Linked DNA regions of Mus musculus: region 2 is linked to region 1. Evidence: chromatin loops called from intact Hi-C (ENCODE). Cell type or tissue: left cerebral cortex. All regions are shown on one strand.

Region 1 (8,000 bases):
ACACACATGAATAAATGTAGTAAATGTTTTAGGAAATAGTCTACATGGTAGAATGTGTTCAGAAGTGCCCAACCCAGACTGCCGGAACTTTCTCCTCCAAAATGGAAACTGGTCCTTTCCCCCTTTCCCCCATCCAGTACTGTTATCTCTGAGACCCAGCAGTTGCAGATTGTAAGGTATGCAGAATCATTTAATATTGGTCCTTCTGTCTGGCTCGTTTCACTTAGCATAATGCCCTCAGGTTTTACATAGTCACTATGTTTGGAAGAGTTGTGTGACTGGCTTGCCAGCTCTGCTCCTGCAGCTCTGGGGAAAGTAATTTTCTGGGCATGATCCTTCCCAATCAGCTTTACAGGGAGGAAAAAATAATACAAGCACTTGACTTTGTAGAGAGAGTGCAGGATAGCGGTAGAGAAGTGGACAGGTAACAATTAGCATATTTCCCCAACCAACAACTGACCTTTAGAACAGGGGACCAGGGCTAGCTAGAGTTTTAAGTCTAGGGGCTGCAGTAATCAAGAGAAGCTTAGAATTCTCTTGGATTCTCTGCTTGTAAGGAGGCCAGTAGAGGTGTGGCCAAGAACGTGGAGCGGAACCGCGCTGTCACACTGGGCTGTGCTTGCTTTATTTTGTCCCTGTGAAGTTCTCATTAAAAACAAGGTTATTATCTGCAATATCCCTTCCCCATGCCCACACATAATAGTGTGAGGCATGCGCTGAAATTGGTGGGAGGGAGGGGAGCAACAATAGAAACCATGAGCAATGGCTTTTTGATGGCTCATTTCTCCTGCCAGATGAGAACAGGGTGGGTGCCTGTGGGTGCCGTTATCCTGACCATTCTTCCGATCAGAAAATGGACCAACCAGCAGGATTTTAGTTTCCCAGTCAGAAGAGAGCTCCCTTTAGGTCTTGGATTTGTTTGGCATTTGGGAGAAACAGTAGAACCCCTATTTTCAGTATGGAGCCCAGCCCAGAGAGCCCTTGCCACCGAAGTATCAGGTCTTAGACATTGTGGAGAGTTAAGTTATACTAGCCATTTTGTACCCAGTGCTGAACATCTGAGTTTTAAATTTGCTGCAGCTGACTGAAGAGGTGGTTACTATGGTCACCATCAGCTGTTTTCAGAAATGCACAGCATTTCTGCATGCCTTTCATCCCACCACTCAGGAGAAAGAGGCAGGGGGATCTCTGTGTTTGAGGCCTGCCTGGTCTACAGAGCAAGTTTCACGACAGCCAAAACTACAAAGGGAAATCCTGTCTGGAAAAACAAAAAAGAAAAGGAAAAAAAGCCCAGTCCAGGAAGTAGCTCCTCAACCAGTTTTCTCTGTAAAGAAGATGGCATTAAATGCTGTCCTCCAAGCACCTGCCTTTTGGATCTCAGGAGTCTGTGAAGCTGCCGCTGAGCTGTGGCCACTCCCTTTTTATTTTATTTTTTTTATTTTTTAAATCTCTCCTCTCCAAGGAAAATGACTAGGAATGTTCTTTCACCATCATGCCTACAGTCAGAGTAGCTTAGAAGTCACCTTGCAGATCCTAGGCTCAGCAGAAACCAAAGTGCAGAGGACCAGGAAGCTTGGGACTGGGCCTCATCCCAGTTCTGGAGCAATGCCCAGTTCTTTATAATTATTTAAATAGGAGGGTGGCTTGGTAACCAGGAGGCTGATGCCTGGCAGAGCTGCCTGACTACACAGGAATGAGCTGGGTGCTACTCCAATGGTTGCCACACAGCTGTCACCCAAAATGGAGGAAGGGAAAGAGCTTTTGCAGTAGGGGAGCCTGGCTACAGAGTTTAGTTCAGAGCCAGGCCCTGAAAAGGGTTGTGTATAAGAAAAAAATTACAGAAATTGTGTTTTCCTTTTCTCAGAAGTCTAGCACCCACTTGCTTAACGCTTGTGTTCAAATCTTAGGTTCTCTGATTGCTGCTTCGTGCTTGACCTGGGGAGAGAGCTACCTTCTATGTCATCAGGATGCTAATTTGTAAAATGGGAAAGGCAACATCTACCTTGTAAAATAAGAGCAGAGATTAAAAGCCCAAAGCACGTGCGGTGTCAGCTAAACAGCAAAGTTCAATTAATACTGGGGAAAGAAATAGTAATGTCGTTTATCAACTGGGACGAATACACTCTGTCTACTGGCAACAGGAAGATTGCTGAAGAATTCTCCATATCCTGAAATAAAGTCTTACGCCACAAATCAGTCTTTTTTTTTTTTTTTTTTTTCCCTAACCGGGATTTTTTTCCCTACCACCTCCTCAAACACGGATCCTTATATCATCTTTTTTTTTTTTTTTTGGCCCCATCCCCCACCAGAACAGGCAGACTTGGGTCTTCCAGAGCCAAGCCTCCCCCAGAAAAAGTGCAAAGAGGGAGCCAACATTCCAGTGAGATCATCCGAAAGGGACAGGGCGTCTTTCCGGCCAGGGCAGCAACATCCCCAGCCTGACTGCGGCGGCGGGCCCCGCCCTGCCCTTCGCCGCAGTCTCGGAAGGGCTCCCAGGGCGGAGGGGTGCGGCACAGATTCTCTGCAGGGCGGACTGGGCGGGGCAGGATTGCTCGGGTCCCACGCCGCGGCGGGCGGCTGCGGCGGCTGCTCCGCTCTGTGCCGCGCCCCGCACCCCTCGCAAGCGCGTTCCCGTCCTTTACCCCAACCCCCACCACCCCGCCCCGCAGCTTCGGCTCCTTCCGGACGCGCTCGGTCCTCTCCGTACTGCAGTGGAGCAGCGAGTCCCGCCTCTCGCGTCGCCAACCGGGGCACTTCCCTCACGCTCGCGCTCGGCCGCCGCGGGGGCGCGCGCGGCCGCTTATAAAAGCCACAGTGCGCGCGCGCCGCCGTCACTATCCGCTGCGGAGCGAACGGCGTGAGGCAGGGGCCGCGGCGGCGCATCTTTTTCCTCAGCAGCCCTCAGCGCGGCGACCCACGCCCCTCACCCCCAGGAGCCGGTAAGAAAGGGCGGTGGGCGGGAAGGGAAAGGCCGCGGGAGGCCGAGCACCGGAGCGATGTGGACAGATGAGCTGCGGAGCCTCGCGGGCGGCTCCGTGGGCCCCCGCCGCCGCCTTTTGTGGCGCGTGGGCTGCGGGGCGCGGCAGAGCCGGGCGGCGACCTGGAGTGTCACGGTCCGCCGAAGGTACGCGAAGGCCCCTTCCTGCGCCCGCGGCCCCACCCGTCGCGGCAGGTGGCGGGGGGTGGTCCTCGGCAGCACCCACCCGCGAGCGCCCCCGCACCGCCCGTCGCCCGCAACTGCGGCGCTCGCACCTCTCGGAGCCTCCTGTCTGCAGTGAAGGGCTCGCTGACCTTAATTTCATCCTGTGTGGCGGTCCCGGGCCCTCCGGCCGCAGAAAGGCCTCCTTTTTCTTTCCTGGTAATAAATGTCTTTTCTCTCCAGTGCCGACCTGCTCCAGTATAATAGTTAGATGCGGTGCCGCTTGGTTGGAGGAGATCCAAATCCAATAAATAACTTAATAGCTTACAGCTCTTTTCTTTCTATATAAGACATTAAGTCGAAGGCTTCTGGGTTTTTTGTTTTTTGGGGGTTTTTTTTTGGTCAAATTCTACTGCTGTGCCAGTGTGAAGTGATAGAACAGTCTTTTGTCTGAAGCTATCCCTGCAAATTTGATGAAATGCTTCTCCAGGAAAAATTTGATTTTAAAATCCTCTCAGGTACTAGAATTACACACACACATATGCACACACGCGCGCGCACACACACAAACACACACACACACACACACATCAAGAGGGCTTCTATGTAAGTAAGGGTCGGTGTGTTTTAAATGAATGTCCCAGAAAGGGTGAAATCATTTCGAACTGCTACACTTCATAGGGCTTTGTTGACTTTCATCTCTCTGTTTCTGTCTCTGTCCCTCTCTCTACAGGCTCTTACAGTGTAACTCCAGCTGGCCTGGAATTTGCTGAATAGCTCAGGCCGGCCTCAAACTCAGGATTTTCCTGCCTCAGCCTCTCAGATAATCAGGTTTTTCTATATAGAGACCCAAAACATTTTAAGTCGTTTGTTCTTTACCCTTGGTATTTTCAAAAAGCTAATTATTATGACTGTCAAGGAATACAAGAGAAACCAACCATATGAAGTATTTTAATAATGTGTTCAGAAATTGCGTTGTCATAGCAATTGGACTTAAGTAAAACAGAATGTATCAAAGATGGCAGGGTGGGGGTGTCTTGTAGCCAGGAAACAAGAGCTTAAGAATAGCACTAGCAACAGTGAGTTGCATGAAGCCATTGAGCCAAGGTTCCCACTCATACTAAATGTCTTAGATTTTAAAGGTCAAATTGAAGTCAAAGTTGGAAAAAAAAAATGTGCTGCAGTAGATCCCCTGCAGGAAATTAACAATAAGCCTTTTTTAGTAACTGGGTCATTAATTCCTCAAAGGGACCCTCAAAGTGTGTTGACTGTTATCCAGGGACCTAGATAAAAAGGATGGATTTCAAAGTTTGCCCTATACCAGACAAATGTGAAACAGTTCTTATGATAAACCCAAGGCCTGGAGACATATAGATATGCAATTCTATTCCCTACTTTTGAGACAAGATCTTGACCCGTAGCTCATCCTGAATCTATGTAGTTGGGTATAGCTGGTCTTGAACTCATTGCTCCTGCCAACAAGCCTGGCTGCCACCACCCTGGACTTTTACCCCTCTTAAAAGAAAGGAGGCCTTGTTATATGTCTCAGATCCTGGACTCAAGCTTATTTCTCCACCCTTAGCTTCCAAAGTAGCTGGACCTATGGCAGGCAGGAGCTGCTGCAGCCGGCTTATTCTCTGGTAGTGCCTTTAGCCTTGGCTGTATGCTTTGTAGTAATCTAATACTTGGAGAAATCTGATGTCAAGTAATCTAATGAACAGGTTTAAGCAGGGAGAGTCATATTAAGTGTATCTTTTAGTTCCCTGGATTATAATTTTCTATTATTTTTTTCTTCTCTGCTTTCATCTCAAAGGTGGGGCCTCTACAGATACTGAGAAATGGCTCTTAGGAATAGCTACCCGAGTCTGGTCTGTGGAATGTGCACTAAGGACAGAGGCTCTGAGGGCAGCCTGCCTTTGTTACCAGTGCCCACTGCCTATTGGAGAACTCCAGTCTATGCCTCTTGGTCTGCTGCAGCTCGTCAGCTGTGGCCTTACAGGGGAATGCCATGATCTGATGGCTAATGCTTATTCCAGGAATGCAGAGGTCCGCAGAGCTGGCCAGAGAGCCATCTGGCTGGAACAGCCGTGCAGCGAGTGGCACCTTTCACATCTCTTACACATGCTGCTTACACTTGTTTTGAGTAGGAAATAATTGTATTTTGTAAAGGTACTGCACCAGCAAACTAGCCCCAAGGTCAATCTTTGTTGTTTGAATTCCTTACTACACTTAGGCTTTCATGAAATTATCTTTTTACTTAATTACTTTGACAATGCAAATGCCTAAAGCCCCCAAGATCCCTATTTCATCAGAATGTAGATGAGAAGAGGCATATTTATTTTTAAAAGAACATTCAGTATTAAAAATTAATTCTTGGAGCCAGGCGTAATGGCGCACACCTTTAATCCCAGCACTCAGGAGGCAGAGGCAGGGGTATTTCTGATTTCGAGGTCAGCCTGGTCTACAGAGTGAGTTCCAGGACAGCCAGGGCTACACAGAGAAACCCTGTCTCGGAAAAAAAAAAAATTAATTCTTGGGCAAACTGGGGTCTGAGAGAGAGCATGAATTGGCCAAGGCAGCACATTTAGGTGATGGTGATTGTCCATTCCCAGAAGCCTGGGCTCCCTGATTACAGCTCAGATTTCTGGTGGGATTCTGATGCTGGGGCAGTGCCGTTTGATTTTTACCTGTTTTCATGTGTTTTCACAGATTTGTTCTCTTCACTTTAAAGTGATTCTATCCCAGTTGCCCTTAGAAGTGTGTTGTCTTGCTCTTCCCCTTCCTCTTTAGAGTCCACATTCCTTCAACATGTTGTCATCGTTTCGTAAGCGCAGAGCTCAGGTATTTGACCAGCATGCAGAAAATGTGTTGCCTTTTGGGTTTTTGCCTGGCTTGCAGTGAAGACACATTGGTGTCCAAGAGGTTGAATGATCCCCAGAAGGGGAAGCCCTGCCTACACGACCTTTCTGTTAAGTAGAAAGGTTGGTGACAGTCTGGTTGGGATTGCTGGCCACATGATCAGAAGTGTTGTATGTTTACTGTTTTCTACCTTTCTGTTTCTCCTTAAGGCATGAGTATATTGGTCTCTTATTGCCATCCTGGTGTTTGCATGTGATGTTTGCTGATTTGTAATTGATGGCTGCTTGGTTCCTAAGAACCAAGGGAGTAAGTTACTTTAGATATTCAGAAAAATTACCCGAAAACATATAGTGTGAATGGTGTTTTCCAGTTGGACAAGTGCTGTCACCTGGGTTTATCTCCTTTCCCATTGACTTAGCTCTACCATAATCCCTGAGAATGAAATGGAACTCAGTATCTTTCTTTAAAACCAAAACTCTGGTAGGGTGTGGTGCTGCACACCTCTGATCTTGAGAGGCAGAGACCAGCATCTCTGAAGGAGCCTGGTCTGAGTTCCAGGACAGCCAGGGATACACAAAAAACCCTGTCTTGAAAAACAGAACACACATACCCCCACACACAAAACAACATTCTTGTATGTTTTATGTGTAGTGTTTCAATGTTTGCTAACATTGAGCCTTTTTCAAAAAAAAAAAAAAGAAAGAAAGAAAGGAAGAAAGAAAGAAAGAAAACAACTGCTTAAAATTGTCCTGATACTTTTAAAGTGGGATGTAGAAATTTAAGGTTTTTCTAATGATTATAGCTCATAAATCCAAGGCAGGCCCCTTTTATAAACGAGACCAGTTAATTATATAAGGTTTATAACCTTTTGTTGTCTTGAATCTTAAGATATTGCACTTATAAACCCTTTTCATCTGAATTTTGCAGGTTGAAAGGTAAGTACCAGCAAGATAGTATGTGGGGAGCATAAGAAGTAAGTTGCCCAGCATTGCTCTGCATTTCTGGGGTTTGATGCAATGCAGTATGGATCTCTTGCTTTCTTGATGCTTAAGTCGTGCTCACCTCTGCAGAATTGCACTAACAAGTGGAACTGAATTAATCAACTTGAAGGCTGACGTGTAGAGCCAAGATCTTGATGGAATGTAGTTGAAGCAAAAGGATTGACTGTTTTCATTCATGGTGCCAAAAGCCTTGTTTATATACTGTCTACTGCTCTGCTTGCTCTCCTATCTGCTACTAAAACCTGTATCTCAGCTGGTTGCCAGTTGGTTTGTTTGATCTGAGAATCAGCTAGTACACAGCTTTGTAGGTGCTAACCAGTTCTTTGATAGTGTGTTCCCAGGCAAGCCATTTTAAATCTGTGGATGTTAGTCCTCTTGCTTTGCAAATCTGAGATTCAAAAAACGCTGGCCTCATAAGCCACAGAGAAAAGGTATTGTCCGTTCTGCACATTTGGGCCCTGACTAAGCAACAAAACCCAAACTGATTGTGAGCTTTTGCCTTGGGTGATTACAACGAAATTTTTCCATGGAGCAAACCGATGCCAAGCCCTCCTTCCTCCACGATATTCGGCATGTTTCAGTGGTTTTAAACACAAGCAAAAGCAAAGACTTGCATCGTCACATGACTTTTTCTTTCTTGAAGTGCCTAGGAAATGTGTGTGAGGCTGTCCTAAACCACTCACTTACAGGTGCCAGATTTGTGGAGTCCAAAGCATTTGACCTTTGGTTAGAAAATGTTTTTATCCATAGTCTGTTTCTTAGCACAGTGTGATTCCTAACCGCTGTGTCTCCATGTTCCTACTGTAGATACATAGTGGCATGTAACTGCTTCTAGATTAGTGAAGGCACCTTACAGTTCGCCAAGTACCAAGAAGGGCCTCAAGCAGCTGTTTCTTGGCATTTGGCTGGCCTGGCAAACAAAGATACTCATTTAAGTCTCTGTTTAGAGAATCTAGCTCAGTTGATAATGTGTACAAATAAATTTGTGTTAAGAATGAGGA
Region 2 (8,000 bases), 150 kb after region 1:
CTGGGTGCAGATGGGCTTTGGGTCTTTCCTCTCCGTGGACTCACAGGTTGTCTCCATTGTGAGTTGTCTCACAGTGGAGAATACTAGAATTCTATAAAGAGATTAAAAATGGTTGTTGCCAGCCAGGTGTGGTGGCACATTTTAGTCCTAGAACTTGGGAGGCAGAGGCAGGTGGTTAACTATGAGTTCAAGGCCAGCTTGGTCTATACAGAAAGCTCCGGCCAGCCAGGACTACACAGAGAAAACCAGTCTCAAACAGCAAACCAAAACATTGGGACCAATCAAAGGGATCCATACTTGGAAGAGATCTGGATGCATTCCAGTGCTAAGCAAGTTAATATAGTGTCAACAATGGCTGCAGAACTGAATCTTCATATTGCACTTAGGTGAACAAGAAACAGTTCCTACAGGTTGGAGATGGTACAGTAGTTTAGAGTGCATACTGATCTTGCAGAGATCAACCTAAGCTTGGCTCTGTGTGAGTACTATGTACTATGTATATAAACACCTTGGGCATCTGTGGATTTTGGTACCCAACCCAGTCTTCAACTCAATCCCTTGTGATACTGAACTTGAGACAAGTTTAAGTGTTCTGAGATGTAGTACAGCCCATGCTTACCACATGAGATTTGGAATGAATTCCCAACATCTACCCAAAAGCACAGGTGCTAAGGTCAGACAGACAGGTCTGTGTTCTGACTCCATTCCAGAATTTACTGGTAAACAATGTCACTTCTTCAGACCACAGTGTCCTCAGCTGGAAAACATGAGGATGATAACTCTTCTCCAGGGCTGGAGGAGTTGAGGGGATAGTGCTGCTCACGGCACACAGTGCATGAGCTCTGGTCGTGGGACAGATAAGGATGTGCGAGCTCAGAGACTCAAGGCTACACTGTACAAACTGGTGTCTGGCTCCGTCCTTACAACAGCACTTCTCAACCTGTGCGTCTTGACCCCTTTGGGAGGGTGGAATGATTCCTTCACAGGTTATAAGACCATTGGAAAGCATAGATATTTATATTATAATTCATCATAGAAGCAAAATTACAGTTATAAAGTAGCAATGAAAATTATTTTAAGATTGGGGGTTACCACAAGAGGAACTATATTTAAGGGTCACAGCACTAGGGAGGTTGAGAACCACAGCCTTAGAGGAAGGTTCCAAATGGGGTATGGGCTTAGCTTCTATGTCCACTCCTGAGCCCTTTAAGCTACTCAGGACAGGAGGCAAGAGACAACATTGCCTGCACTGGGGACGCTGAGATAGGAGGATGACTGGTTCAGGACCAACCTGAGCAACTTAGTAAAACCCCATATTAATAAAATAAAAATGGGGGCTGGAGAGGCAGCTCAGTGGTTAAGAGCACTGGCTGAGCCGGGCAGTGGTGGTGCACGCCTTTAATTACAGCACTTGGAGGCAGAGGCAGGTGGATTTCTGAGTTCAAGGTCAGCCTGGTCTACAGAGTGAGTTCCAGGACAGCTAGGGCTACACAGAGAAACCCTGTCTCGGAAAGAAAAAAAAAAGGGAGAGGGGCTCTGGCTGTTCTTCCAGAGGACTTAGATTCAATTCCCAGCATCTACATGGCAGCTCACAACTGTCTGTAACTCCAGTTCCAGGTGATCTGACATCTATCTATATATGTATATGTATACATATATGTGTATGTATAATTAATACACGGAGCTAGGAGAATTAAAGGCATGGGCCATTATGCCCTAAAACTAACTTACATTTCGTGTGTGTAGGGGGGAGATACATGCTCACAGAACAGACACACATGGAGGCCAGAAGAGAATGCCAAAACCCCAAGAGCTGGGGTTTGAGGTCACTGCAAGCTGCCTGATGCAGGTGCTGGGAACTGAACTCAGGTCTCTGTAAGAATAGTATGTACTTTAAAACAGTTATTTTTTCTTAGCTGTACTTAAGTTATTTGAGATGTGTGAGTATTTTGCCTGCATGTATGTTCATGGACTACATGCCTGCCTGGTGCTTGAAGGCAAAAGATGTCACGGCACCCCTGGAACTGGAGTTATGGGTGTTTGTGAGACACTATGTGGTACTGGGTCGCAAACAAGTACTCCTAACTGCAGCGCCAGCTCTAAGGCCCTGGTATTTTGACTTTTTCTTTTTTGTTTTTTGTTTTGTTTTGTTTTGTTTTTCGAGACAGGGTTTCTCTGTATAGCTCTGGCTGTCCTGGAACTCACTTTGTAGAGCAGGCTGGCCTCCAACTCAGAAATCCACCTGCCTCTGCTTCCTGAGTGCTGGGATTAAAGGTGTGCACCACCACGCCCAGCCTTCTTTTTTTCTTTAAAAGCAGCTATTAGGATTGCCACAGCCACGTTTAGCCACACTGCTCTCACTTCTATGTCAAGTAGGGTCTGTTCTCCCTAGACCCAGGCCTCCCACACAACCCATGCTTCACCCGGCCCAGTGGAAATGTAACACTCTCTGGGGATAGCACAAATGGACTTCTTGGACAGCCCTAAGACCTTCCTCACTTGCAGACCCCTTAAGCCTGGCCTTCAGCCTAATGACATCAGAGGGAGCAGCATAGCGAGGCCAGCCCTGCTGGGGACCAGCTTTCCAGCTTCCTTAGTTCCTGGACCCTCTCTAGTTTACCCCCTCCACAGGATGGCAAGAGCCCCAGGCCTGCTCACCTGTGGCCCCACACTTGTAACCCCTCCATCTGCTAGGACTGTCCAGTTCCAATCAGTGAGTATCTTGCCTCTACAAAGCATGAACTAAGTCCTCTTACAGAGCCCATTCTACCATCCCAATGTCTAGGGAGGCCCTACCCCATGAGGAGGGTCTTGCTGAGGCTCCCCTGAGTCAGATTTTCTGTGTAGCCCTGGTTGTCTTGGAACTCAATCTGTAGACCAGGCTAGTCCTTCAAGCTGACTGTTCCTGTAGTAATTATGGACCTAGCCATGAGCTACTGAGGACACAGGTCCTATAATGAGCAAACCAGACAAGGTCCTGCCTCTATGAAACATTCTGGCACTAGAAGGAGACAATCAGCTACCTAAAAAGAACCCAGATACAGTCACATCTCACGAACAGTGCTCTGAAGGACAGAGGAAGGGTCCCTGTCACTCTGGGCTGGAGCATCAGGGAAGGTTTGACATTTTAGCTAAGACCACAGAGATGAGTCCTAGCTAGCTCTGAATGCTCGAGGTAGGAAGACACATGCAATGGCTGAGAGCTTGGGGTACAGAGGATGCAGGCACTGAGAGCCCAGATCCATGGCTCCTGGGAAATGAACACAGTTGGTACTGAATACTAAGCGCGGGGCTTGGGGAAAGGGAAGTTTCAACAACAAACACCATGGCAGGAGTCACAGTGGACTGGCAGGATGCGATTCTCATGAGGCTGAGCGTGAGTTCACTGTCCCCAGAATACTGCTGAATCCCTATGGGCCAAGGTAGAACCTTGTGCCTGGCTGGGAAAGAACTGCCTTTTCTGCAGGGCTGAGCCCTGGCCCCAGGTAGCTACCCTGCGCTAGCTGGGCTGCACACATGGAAGGGACACCATAATATCAGTTGCCCAAGTCACCAAAGGCCTCCAGAGAACAGACTGGTGAATGGTGTCACCTGTGTTCACCTCCTCCAGGAGCCGACCCTACAGCTTTGAAGGGGTCAGGGCTATGGGGGATCTGGGTGAGCTGGGGAGGAAGGAGCTGCCCTCATTGGAACCAAAGCCTAGAGGCTCACGACACCCTACCACTCCACCCCTTGGAGCCTTTAAGGGTTTCCACTCTCAAGGCAGGTTCCAGCCATCTGGAATTCTGGCAACTGGAGACAGTTTGGACTCTGAAATTGCTAGACAACCAGAGAAGAACCCCATGTCTCTTTTCTTACAGGCTCGTTAAGACATGCTGGGGGAAGGGCAGTGGAAGAAAAGATGGAGAAAAACAACAGCAGCCCAGGCAGCCACCCCCGCTGTGCTGTACCACCTCCATCCTCTGTGCTTCCTGAGGGATACCCAGCTCCTTCCAGAATTTACTTCCTACAGTTTCTTATTTAAACCAGCCAAACATCACAGCCCAGTACTCTGTACCAATAGAGACCCATTCATTTGCATAACAATTTGTCTATGACCCTCCCCCCAGCTGCCAGCTCCAGAGGACAGACTGGCGGCTTGCACCCACCCCCACATCCTCTGTGCCTACTAGTGCCTGGCATTTAGGCGGAACAAAGGTTTGCTGTTGCCAGTATCACCTCACGATGGCACTCTGAGGTAGAGACGGCTAGTCACTTGCTGAAGACGACACGGAGAACCCTAAGTCCCACAAAAGGAGCCTGAGATGACACCTCTGTACATCTAAAGTGCTCACCAACCACACTGCTTCATTCATCCAGTCAACCAGCTAGAGAGAGAGTTAGCTGAGCATGGTGATGCACACCTTTAGTCTGAGTGCTTGGGAGGCAGAGGCAGGTGGGTCCCTCTGAGTCTGAGGCCAACCTGGTCTACAGAGGGTTTCAGGGCATCCAGGGCTGTTACACAAAGAAACCCTGTCTCAAAAAAAACCACAAAATAAAAATAAAATGATAAATGAATAAGAGAGTAACCAATGTTCAGAGGAGGAAGCAAGGGACCACAGCAACATCTTGACACCTAGGAAGAGAGACTCTGGGGAGCCAGAGGATCCAAACCTTGGAGCAGTGCCCATCCTGTGAAATGTTAACCCATGAGCTCTGGGAACCCTCTTTATAGAGGTTGAATGTCTTCCAGGAAGGAATAGGTCCCAGGCTGGAGATTAGGGACAGAACGCTGCTGTGTCGATAGTCCAGACAAGTGTCAGGGGACTCTCGGGGACAGAGGTGCAAGTGAGGTTAGAGAAAGACATCTACAGAGTCGATGCCTGCAGGTCACTGCTAGGAAGACACAGAATGGGGGAAGACTGCACATGCCCAGCATGCTGCTGGTATCTCTCCTGACAAAGTAACAATGCACACACACTGAGGAAGGACAGAACACTGGGGCAGGCTGCTTGGGTTCTGCTTGTGTAGTCAAACTTCCTAGTGCCTACACTGCTCAGCCCTGGATACCCACTGGCTCCCTTCATCCTCCCAGGAGGCAGGGATCGATCTACAGCCTGCAGGTGTGGCATCTGAGGCTGTGTGCCAAGCAGTCTGCACAGTACATAGATATGCGCTCTCCACTCAGTAGGTCAGACCTGGGCTTTCCAGCTTTCCAGGTCTGTTCTCGGAGGTGCCGCCTACAGCGACTTGGGCAAGCCTCATTTTCTCTTCTCTGCCATCAGAACCTCCTTACAACTCCAAGCATCCTTGAGCACTGACCACAGATGATCTGGTTTTCTGGTAATGATTCTATGGGCACCATGGACCAGGGCTAGAAGCTTCCTAAAAGTAGGGACCGTGCACAAGTCACAGGACCTCCATTGTATATTAAAGAGCACATGTTGGGCTAGCTGGGATCCTCCCGTTTGTCTCTCCATCTCTGGGATTACCAGTGCATGTCAGCAGATGGCTTCTGTATATGGGTGCCGGGGATTGAACTTGGGTCCTCGTGTTTGCAAGCATGCTTACAGTCTGAGCCATATCCCCAGGACTTTGCTCACTTCTGAAGCCAGAAACCCAGCTCTAGTGAATGAACCAGGTTTGATGTTGGTCCCCAAAGAGCTGACTCCATAGTGGTTTCTGAGCTCACATTCCTGGAATCAAGAACTGCAGCAGTGAGGCTAACGAAACACACCCACCAAAGGCAAGACCGTAAGATGCTTCAGTGGTTAGTGCTGCCGAGACTGAAAGCCTGCATTCAGCCTCGGGCCCCTCATGGTGGAAAGAGAACAACTCTTATAAATTGTCCTCGGGCCTCCACAAATGTGCTGTGGTACTTCCCTAAGTAACTGTTAAACACAAACGAACACCTGGAGGCAAAGTGGGCCCTGAGCATGTGGGCCCTAGATGCCCCTGTACGAACCCAGTGGCATGAACGGTAACAGCAAGTGTTCTTCACCACTGCGAGCATGAGTGAAGGATAAACTCTTCTCTGACCAGTGTCTGGTTTCATCCTACCGCTCTCTCCAGGGTCAGCAGGGGCAGGAGGACACCATTCTCTGCGTAAAGCAGGGAAAACCGAGGTTCAGAAGGAGCAACAGATTCACGTAACTATATACAATAAGCTGGCAGCAGAACTGTGCTAGGCCCTGGCTCACCACAGTGCTAGTCTGGGGTTCTGGTCAGAGAAGCTTTCTCTGCCGTTGAGGCTCCTGTCTTCTAATCACTGACTTTACACATTTACATGTTACTTAATTTTGTGGTGCATGGGGTGGGCCCCAGGGGTTTATGGACCCTAGGCAAGTGTTCTATCACTCAGCCATAGCCTCTGACCCTTGGCCTTGCATTTTCAAATCCTCTGGCCCTGCTCAGCCAATAGCACAGGCCTGATGATGTAGTCAGGTTCAAGGGCTGAGAAGATCTGGAGTTGTTCTCCTCAAAGGCTGCAGATTTTCAGCCTGTGCCAGGGGCCTTCAGAATTCACAGCCTCTACCTGAAGTTCGATCACACACTCAGTGCCACAGATAGGTCCAACACAGTTCTTTTCCAATCTGTCTGGAAGACATCGTTTTGCTTATATTATGTTACAGAATGGGGATATTCAGGGCTTGATTTTAAAAGTCCTTTTTGGGTCAGGCATGGTGGTACACACATATAATCTGATGGAACTGTATCAGGAGGCAGTTGCAGATCAAGCTCTATGAATTCAAGACCACATAGCAAGATTGAAGCCAGCCTTGTCTACATGAAACTGCCTCTAAATAAATAAATGAATAAATAAATGTATGTATGTATGTATGTATGTATGTATGGCCACCAGCTGGAGTTGGTGGCTCCTGTTTGCAGTCCTAGCCTTTGGGATGCTGAGGAGAACTGCTGAGTTCAAGCTCAGTCTGGATTCCACAGGCCGTTGCCAGTCTCACTACAGAGTGAGAACTTGTCTAAACAAACACAACAAACAATCAAGGCCAAGGTCACAGATACCCCGAAGAACAGACCATTACTTTTACCAGTGAATGGTGTCATAAAGTTCTACTTAGCTTCCCCCAGTATTCCTACAAATCCTATGAGCCAGGGGAGTCAGACAGAGCTGGTGATGCCTCCAGCTGATGCTAGAAAGAAGGGCTGCAGGACTGTGTCGTGGGTGGATCCCTCCTGTCATGTACCACACTGCCACACATGCACCCTGTAGCTTAGCAGTCCTATTCTACAGATGGAAAGACCGAGGCAGAAGGTCACCTGCTCACATTCTAACTACGAGGAAACAGTAATGTGACATGACTTTCCCGCAGAAATCTCTTTTAATTTCTGCCATGGATGTTCAGTACAGACAGCAAGAGGGCACTTAAAACACAGGGCTGAAGTACATTGGTCATTTGTCACCTCAGACAATTGATTCTTCTCCAACATTTCAAAAATTACAAATCAACCCTGCATCACAAGCCAGTCCCTAATATGTTCCCTGCGGTTATTTCTTCTCACTTGATTTCCTTGCCACCCACTCTGCCTCCTTCATTCAGACCCAAGCGGGTTCTCTTGCCACCACAGGATCTTTGCGCCTGCTGCTGAATGCTGAGCCCCCAGAAAGCTGTAATGACTTTCTACCTCACTCATCTCTGCTCAGACAGAAACCTCATTAGAGACCTTCCCTGACCATTCTATACAGAGGTCCCAGTCTCTGCTTCGTGACACCTATTACTATCAAACATGTTGTACGTTTATTTACTGAATAAGGCAAAGCACATCGACCCTTCATACCTAACAAGAACCTCTTGGTCAAAGCATAGCTTCTGTGACCCCCCTTTCAATGCTATCTCCACCGGTCACTCTAACTTGAAGCCTGTAGAGAACCATTCTGTCAGAAACATCATTGAGTTAGCTTTTCCCAGGCATTAGGCACCACTACCCCCAACCCTCTGCTCCCCCTCCCGTCTCTGTCATACACACAAGGCACAAGCAAACCCGGGGAAGCTTTGACT

The links. A loop is a pair of places that touch in the nucleus more often than their neighbours do. Peaks named below come from ENCODE experiments on the same cell type or tissue, not always from the same donor. Only the 100,000 strongest peaks of a DNase experiment are listed, where the experiment ranks them.
Region 2: it touches region 1 in a loop (2.1-fold over the local background); 1 of 42 quality-filtered maps calls a loop at or near these places.

What each region holds. Positions count from the first base shown.
Region 1 is chr2:29,962,847-29,970,846 of GRCm38, forward strand. It overlaps Sptan1 (spectrin alpha, non-erythrocytic 1), which reads left to right and starts at 2,714. Exons shown (of 57, transcript NM_001177667.1): 1 at 2,714-2,939. In left cerebral cortex, CTCF peaks have their summits at 2,537 and 3,219; DNase peaks (open chromatin) are centred at 746, 1,043, 1,686, 2,678 and 4 more places; H3K4me3 peaks cover 5,675 bases; H3K27ac peaks cover 4,035 bases.
Region 2 is chr2:30,115,788-30,123,787 of GRCm38, forward strand. All of the region lies in intron 1 of Zer1 (zyg-11 related, cell cycle regulator), which reads right to left. Among named protein-coding and RNA genes, the nearest start is that of Zer1, 4.8 kb to the right of the region's middle. In left cerebral cortex, CTCF peaks have their summits at 3,963 and 4,175; DNase peaks (open chromatin) are centred at 4,021, 4,752, 7,192, 7,557 and 1 more place; H3K4me3 peaks cover 1,240 bases; H3K27ac peaks cover 4,658 bases.